Linked DNA regions of Mus musculus: regions 2 and 3 are each linked to region 1. The links are chromatin loops, found by intact Hi-C in ENCODE. Cell type or tissue: heart. All regions are shown on one strand.

Region 1 (2,500 bases):
GCAGGGCAGAAAGGACAGGTCTAAAGGCAGGATGTCAACTCCAGTAATACTACAACTGCTGAGCTGAATTGGGGGGGGGGGTGCCAAGGAAAGAGGATCCTACCGAGTCCCAGTGGGTACATCTTCAAAACATGCCACACCTAAGGCTCAGGGAAGAGAAAGATTGTAGGAGTCAGAGGACCAGAGATGGCTGTGAGACCCTGCCTCCTAGTCATTTCAGATGCTACTACACCCATGAAGTCTCACCAACATGGCAGCCTGAACATAAGCTGAAAGCAGACATCAACTATAGACATGCCAAAGTGGACAGGGAGCCCACGAGGCCCCAACCCTCCATAAAGAACTACAGGCAACTAAGGACTGCTCAAAGTCTTTCCCAAGGAAAAGCACACCAGCTGATTATCAAATGTCAAGTGGTCAGGCCTGAAAACATACAAACAAGTACCATTATCTACACTGAGCAGGTTATAGTTAGGAAAACATATGTGTACACACACATGCGCACACATATACATGCATATGTATGTAACAACAATTAATGGGGGAAAAAAGGAAGCCATGAATTTGAAAGAGAGCAAGGGGGTTGTTAGGGAGTGTTTGCAGAGAGGAAGGAGAAGGGGAAAATGATGTAATTACATTACAATCTCAAAAAATAAAAGAAATAATAAAAAAAGAAAAGATTCCAGAAACAAAGGAGTGGCCTGGGAGCAAGCCCAGGCCAGAGGGCTGTCCCTGCCAGATGAAGGACAGCCCGGCAGGGGGTCTGCGTTATGCAATCAGCAGGCAGGCCCCTGCCTTCCCCAAGAAGTGCCAGCCCAGAAGCTCTCCGCACCCATCTGTACCACCCCTGTGCCACAGTTCCAGGTGCCAAGCGGTGGCACTGACGGCTCCAGCCCCACAGTTCAAGCCTGGCTATGGGAAGCTGGGCCTCTGTTCATTTTCTCCAAGTCCACAGAGGCTGGGCCCTGGGCCCAGTGAAGTCACTGCCTGAGAAGCATCCCTGGCTCCCCGCCCACCCATGGAGGCTATATTTGGAGCAAGACAACTCCCTGCAGACACAGAGCATTGGACCCACCCTGAGGAGCTGCCCTGACCAATTTTACCAAGCAGGGAGGGGGGTGTCACCCATCTCTTCGTTTGTCTGTCCATTCATTCTGCTCGTATGTTCATTCAACAAGTATTTCTGACACACACACACACACACACCCCAGTACGAAGAAGCCGTGCTTTAGGCATACATTCTTATGTAGGCATGTGAGTATTTGCTTTTAAACAGGGATGGCAGGACAGACTCTCAGTGCCCTCCCTCAGAGCTGGCTGGCACCAGTGACTCACAGTCAGGTGCACCCTGTCTCTATGTACCTGTGTACACATGCGAGCCAGCACGCGCTCCCCAAGGAGTGACAGTGACTCAGCTGCACAAGGCATCTGGGTACCTGTGTGGATGTGTCTGTGGGCACAGCCCTGAGTCCAGGCTCTTGTTCCCTGAGGGTTGTGACTCAACTGCACATGGTGACCCAGGAGCCCACAGGCCAGCTGTGTCTTTTCAGCTTCCACCAACCTGACAAGCCAAATAGACAGTGTTGGGTGCAAATATTCTCTCACAGACCGTGCCTGGAAGACTGTGAGGCCAGGTGACCTTGGAAGGCCACAAAGCAGTAGCAGTTCCTATCCAACAGCGGTGGCCATGGAGCCAAGGCCCCTCAACCTCTTTGCTGATGCTTCCTGGAACCTCAGAGGTAACACCCCCTGACTCCATCAACACACGGAAACACCAGCCTCAGGAGTCACACACTAGGACCCAGGCCCAGGCATTAGAGTTGTGTTCTTCAAGCTGGCGGCACAGCCAATGTTCCTGCTATATCCCCCAAGTCTCTCTGTGGCAGCCTTGACAATCAACCAGCTTTTAGCAAGCTGAGACAGAGGCCGGGTGCTGACCCCTGGGGTTCCCCACAGGCAGCTGCCCCATCTTCACCTCTATGCTCCATCTGTCCCTGGCTGTCTCTGTCCTTATCTGTCCCCAGTCTATCTTTGTCTCTTCTCCCCGTCAGGCTGTCTACCACAGAGGCCTCACTAGAGCCGAGGTGCTGACAGAGAGGGGGTGTGGGGTGGACACTCAGTGTCCCTTTTTCTGCCTTATCAAGAAAACTGAAGTCATTGCTCAGGGGGCTCAAGCTGGAATTTCGCCCTAGATGACCTTCCTGGGTCTGGGGCCTCCACAGAGACAGCCCGGGTCAGAGAGTCAGGAAACAGGCCCCTTCTCTGTGGCTGCTGATCCTCCACCCTCCACCCTCCCCCATCCCCAAGGCGCCTCCAGCCAAAACTCCAAGCTTGCTGGCTTGCTCCCAGAAGGCATTGTAAAGGATGGTCAGACAGAAAGCTGTGGTGACCACACTGGACCAAGGATGCAATTCAGGGTCCCCTCAGCTCCCAAGGGAAAGTGCCAGGAGCCTCAGAGACAGAGAGACCATAGAACTCCCACCCCATGCCTTAGGCCTGC
Region 2 (2,500 bases), 260 kb before region 1:
GCTGTAACATAGAAGTAATCAGTGTGCAATGCTCCTGGAGGGCAGAAGAGCAAGTAAATTCTGAGTGAATATCTGAGTATTGATGTTGTTGGCCAGGGAACCAAGTGAAAAGGAATATAAGCCAATTTTAATGTTCTCTTCCTCTTGTGAAGAAATAAGCACGATGGAAGAATGAGACCTTACAGTATCTCGGAGTTAGAGTTTACCAAGATTTGGAGTTTTAACTTCTTCATCAAAGAAAATATAGTGTAGTAGGCAAACATGTAGGTTCTTGCTTGTAGGTAAAAAGAGCTAGCTGTGCAAATCATTATTTAAAATAAAAATAGGTGGGTAATATGGCTGAAAGGGGATTTGAAAAATACAGGAAACAACTTTAAAGAATTACAAAATACAGTCTGGTTTCATCTAAACCATGTGTGTTAAGGGTGGATGTTGGGTGATAAATGTGATGTCAAAAGTGGTTCAGATTTTGATGTGAACTATGTGTAGCAGGATACTTGATTTTGTTTAGAATCAGGTGCAGAAGTAGGAAGACATGGCTTCCTCTTACATGTCTTAACATGTAAAGGCCTACAGAAATAATTTAAGAGTTTACAGCAAATACATATGGAGTGTGAGTGGGTAGGAAGAAGTGGTAGTAGCTCATTTTGTTTTGTTTTCCACTCCCCTTTTTTCTTTGAAGTAATAAAACCACAGGACAGGGAACCTAATGATGTCTAGGTAGTTAGTCCTTTCTGTAAGAATCTCTTAAGAAAAGAATCTCTTAAGAAAAGATTATAGCCCGTCTTTGTGATCAGCATCTCACATGCCTACAGATTTCTAAAGTCATTTGCTTATCCTGTACTAGAATTTCAGTTATTTTCAGTTCTGCTTAAGGAGTACTGTTAATCATTTGTGCCAGAGGATATCTTTTCCTGTTGTCAGCTGTTTCAGTATTGCTCTCAGACCTCCTTTTGACAGAGCTTTGTTGTCATGTTGCATCCAACTGATGCTTTGAAGCCGTAGAGTAGTTGCTGAGAAAGATGCAGAACTACATAGGCCGGGCCCACTATCACTTTGTGTTGTTTGTAATCAGCCTTCTCATTTGTTGTGGGACCACGTCACTGAGTCTCTCATGCAGTTGCCATCATTTCATCTTTGTGGCCATTCTTCACTTGGACACTCTCAGTTCTTTTCTGTACTTTTCCATTGATCTGAACTCTGTGACCAGAGTCTGACCTAAAAGTAAAATCTGGACGTTGGAATGGCTTGCCATGGTGACTTTTTTTCCTTTTACATTTATTAGGGATAATAACAGGATAGCTAGGAACAGATTTTTCCATCTTCAGAATGAAGTTCTTGGGTCATTTTGGCCATCAACAGTTCATCTCATGGGAGTCTGAAAGAAAGCATGGCATAGGCAGTGTATCTATCACTTATTCTTTTGCTCAGAAGTCAGTTATACCTTTAGCTGTAGTAAAGGATAACAGATAAAACCTAGATATATGCTTTGAACTAATTTAACTTAGTCCTTGTGGTATGAGGCTCTTGAGTTATATTTTGTATAATAAACCATTAAATGTATTCAAACCATTTTTATGAGTTCTGTGAATTGCCCTAACAAATTATTAAGTGTGAGGCAGTGTATTGCAGGACCTTGAATTTGTGGGCAGATGTGAGGGTAGCCTTGATGCCCTGTTTGTGGCTGGCCTTTAAAATGGGTCTTTTGGGCCCGAGCCCTTGACTTTTGAGTCTGTGCTAACTCTGGGTAATAAAGTATTGAGTTAAATGATTGGGTGCATCATTGGTGTCAGGATTGGTATTGGTAAACACACGTTGGACATCAGAGAAAGCATAATACAGTCTTTGTCCTATTACATTTAGTCTGTTTGAGTTTTCTTTTTCTATGTGTTTTGAAAGAGGCTCATGTAACACAAATTGGCCTCAAAATTGCCCCATAGCTAAGGATAACTTTACACTCCTGATCCTCTTGGCACTATCCCAAGTGTTGGGATTCTAGATATATCCACTCTGCGCGGCTGTGTGTTTTCTTACTCTTAGCTCCATTGACGTGTCATCTTCGCTCTGAGAGTGTTGTATGCTTGATTCCTAGTTGTGCTTTTCTCCTTTCTGCATGTCACCATACCCATAATCCAATCATATTGGTTACATGTCTCAGTGAGAGTTCATTCATATTTTAGTCTAGCTAGTAGTAGGTTTCCAGTGCAGGTGAGTTCTGATAATAGTCTGAAAACTTGAATCAAAGGTAACTCCTGCCTAATTTTACTTAAAGCACCTTTCCCTAATGTTAAAACTAAAATTAGAGTAATTATTTAATTAAACTGGAATGTTTTCTGAGAGTAAGTGGAATTGGGAGGAATTCTTAAATTGGGGCTATCCTGAACAAATAGATTACGGCTACTTGTATACACAGTTGTACATATATGTGTGTGTGTGTCATTCATGGTAAAGATTGGAAATTACACAAATCCATTAGTAGAGACTTGTTTAATTAAGATTG
Region 3 (2,500 bases), 260 kb before region 1:
TCTTCAGACAGTATGGCAAATGGGCAAGACAGTTTGTAACTGTTTTGAGAGAACAAACCTGTGATTATACTACCTTGTTTCAAGATACACTATAAAGCTTCATAGTCAACAGGGTTTGGCATTGGCTTAGAGATAGACATGTGTTAATAGATCAGGGAACAGTGCAAATCAGTTTCCATGGTTTCCAGGAGTGATGTAGTTGGGGAGGAGACAGGATAGATAAATAGGAGTACAACTGAGTATCCATCTGAACAAGTAATCTCGATCTGCTTTTAAACTGTATGGAGAAATAGATTTAAAACCCATTATAGACTCAGTGTAAAAGCCAAAGTTATAACTTTAAAAATAAAACTATAAGCATTTTTATGACCTTCTAAAATTAGGTCAGGATTTTAAAAGTACAACATCTAAGACATGACAATGCTGTTTCTCTGGTGTATTTGAAAACTTTTGAAAATATTATATGCAGAATGGTGGTTGATCAGATAAGATGAAGCCTTATTCTGTTTTGTAAGTTTCTCTTGGTCCTGTAAGTATTTGGAGGCTAGTTGGGCCTTCTGTAGTTGGTCATCTACTTTTAGTGAGAAGGAGGGTATCAAAAGTAGGTGGACTCAGAACACTTGATCAGCAGCCCACTAAGAACTTAGAGCTGAGTTTTCTAAGGAACTTAACATCATCTGCCCAATACTCGATCTTCTGCAATCTGGAATTTTGTGTGTATCACTACTGTAGATGGTGGCAACTTAGACATTAAAAACATATGTGAAATACCTTGCAATATGAAACAAAGGACTCTGGTAGTTTACATATCAATCATAATGTGTTCATGTATATACACATGGATAGCAATCGCGTGCTTGCAGGGGACACTATTCAGAGATAGTATGAGCTCTCTCGTTCACATACACTATTTCCAAAGGCATCTACGTAGTGATATTTGTATACTATAATCTGGAGAAGTTCTCTGGTGATCTAGACATCCTGTACACTGTGTGAAACATGCTTCCTTCTTTGTTGGGGTTTTTACTGTTATTTAGAGATTCATGTGTGCCATTTTTAGTTATTGGGTATTACAGTTCATAGTTATTTGCTTATAATGTGAACTAATGTAAGGACTTAGAATGACTTACAAATGTGTTGGTTTAAGAAAAAGAAGTATTTGGTGGCCTCTAGTGGTGACACCTATGTGTCTGTGAAAAGTCAGTGATCTCAATATACAAGATTTTATAGGGAGGATCACTAAAGTGGCAGGAGAAACACATATGTACATTTATTGGAACAATTTTTTGTTTTCGAGAACTTAAAATTTATGAGTCAGTTATAAATTTATCAGTGATATGGATATATCAGTTACAATGATTATCAATTAATGATCATTACTTTTCATTCTTTTCAAGAAAAGACTTGAAATTTTCTTCCTTCCCTTCTCCTCCCCCTTACTTTCTTTCCATTCAATAAAATTTTGCTTTGTGTTCTAGACGGCCTTAGTTTGAAGTCTTCCTGCTTCAGCTTGCTCAGTGGTGGGATTGCAGATGTGTACCAGCCTGCTGGGTTTCATATTTCATCTTAATCAGGAAGTATTTCTCTGTATATTGTATTTCATGTTTAGTATTGCATTGCATTGCAATGTGCCAGTGATGGGGGTAACAGGGATACTTTCTGAGACCTTAGAAATAATGCAAGCTACAAAGAGGCATGTATCTTATATATTAATCATGAACATAAATAGGCCGTGGTAGAATTTATGCTCTTGGGTGGGTAATTGTGACTAGTTTAAAGGTAATCTAAGTTTGTTTAAGACTATCTATAATCTGGACCATATATGGGAACTGAGATATATCATGTCAAAAAGTGAGAAGTTGATATAAAGTCAATATTTGGAAAGCCAGGGAGAACATAGACACTTTTAGGACAGTTAAATGTGAAATTAATTTCTGTTTATTCTAAGTATTATCCATTGAAATCTAGAGAGATTTAATAGCTTGTCCCTGTGCCATATAGCTATTTGCTATTTGCTAAGATAATAAAACTGTGATCTTTTGACCTCATTAAAAGTAAAATATTTTCCGTGTGCCCAGCATACGCACATTGCTGAGGTTGGCCTATGTGTGTTGGACACTCACTAATACATGGAGCAAGCTGACTTTTAATTACTTTTGTTAAAAGCAAAACTAATCTTAAATTCTTTTTTTTTTTTGTTTTTTTTTTTTTTTTTTTGTTTTTTGTTTTTCGAGACATGGTTTCTCTGTGTAGCCTTGGCTGTCCTGGGACTCACTTTGTAGACCAGGCTGGCCTCTAACTCAGAAATCTGCCTGCCTCTGCCTTCCAAGTGCTGGGATTAAAGGCACAGGCCACCACTACCCGGCTCTAATCTTAAATTCTTCTTCTTATCAGGAAGGGTTAATTAAATAACATTAGAGAGACAATAGTAGGATCACTGGCTGCTTATTACTCTTCAGAGAATCCCAGTTTGGCTCCTAGTACCACATGGTGGCTCACA

What was found. Peaks named below come from ENCODE experiments on the same cell type or tissue, not always from the same donor. Only the 100,000 strongest peaks of a DNase experiment are listed, where the experiment ranks them.
Region 2: it touches region 1 in a loop (3-fold over the local background); 10 of 42 quality-filtered maps call a loop at or near these places.
Region 3: a loop joins it to region 1, with 7 times the contacts of the local background. A loop is called at or near these places in 10 of 42 quality-filtered maps.

Annotation. Positions count from the first base shown.
Region 1 is chr7:110,287,333-110,289,832 of GRCm38, reverse strand. Gm32861 (a long non-coding RNA gene) reads left to right here and starts at 1,435. Exons shown (of 2, transcript XR_869865.3): 1 at 1,435-1,739. In heart, no CTCF peak of the experiment used is centred here; DNase peaks (open chromatin) are centred at 982, 1,532 and 2,152; H3K4me3 peaks cover 327 bases; H3K27ac peaks cover 2,500 bases.
Region 2 is chr7:110,550,950-110,553,449 of GRCm38, reverse strand. All of the region lies in intron 2 of Sbf2 (SET binding factor 2), which reads left to right. Among named protein-coding and RNA genes, the nearest start is that of Gm46027, 54 kb to the left of the region's middle. In heart, no CTCF peak of the experiment used is centred here; no DNase peak of the experiment used is centred here.
Region 3 is chr7:110,547,141-110,549,640 of GRCm38, reverse strand. All of the region lies in intron 2 of Sbf2 (SET binding factor 2), which reads left to right. Among named protein-coding and RNA genes, the nearest start is that of Gm46027, 58 kb to the left of the region's middle. In heart, a CTCF peak has its summit at 1,185 (motif pointing left); no DNase peak of the experiment used is centred here.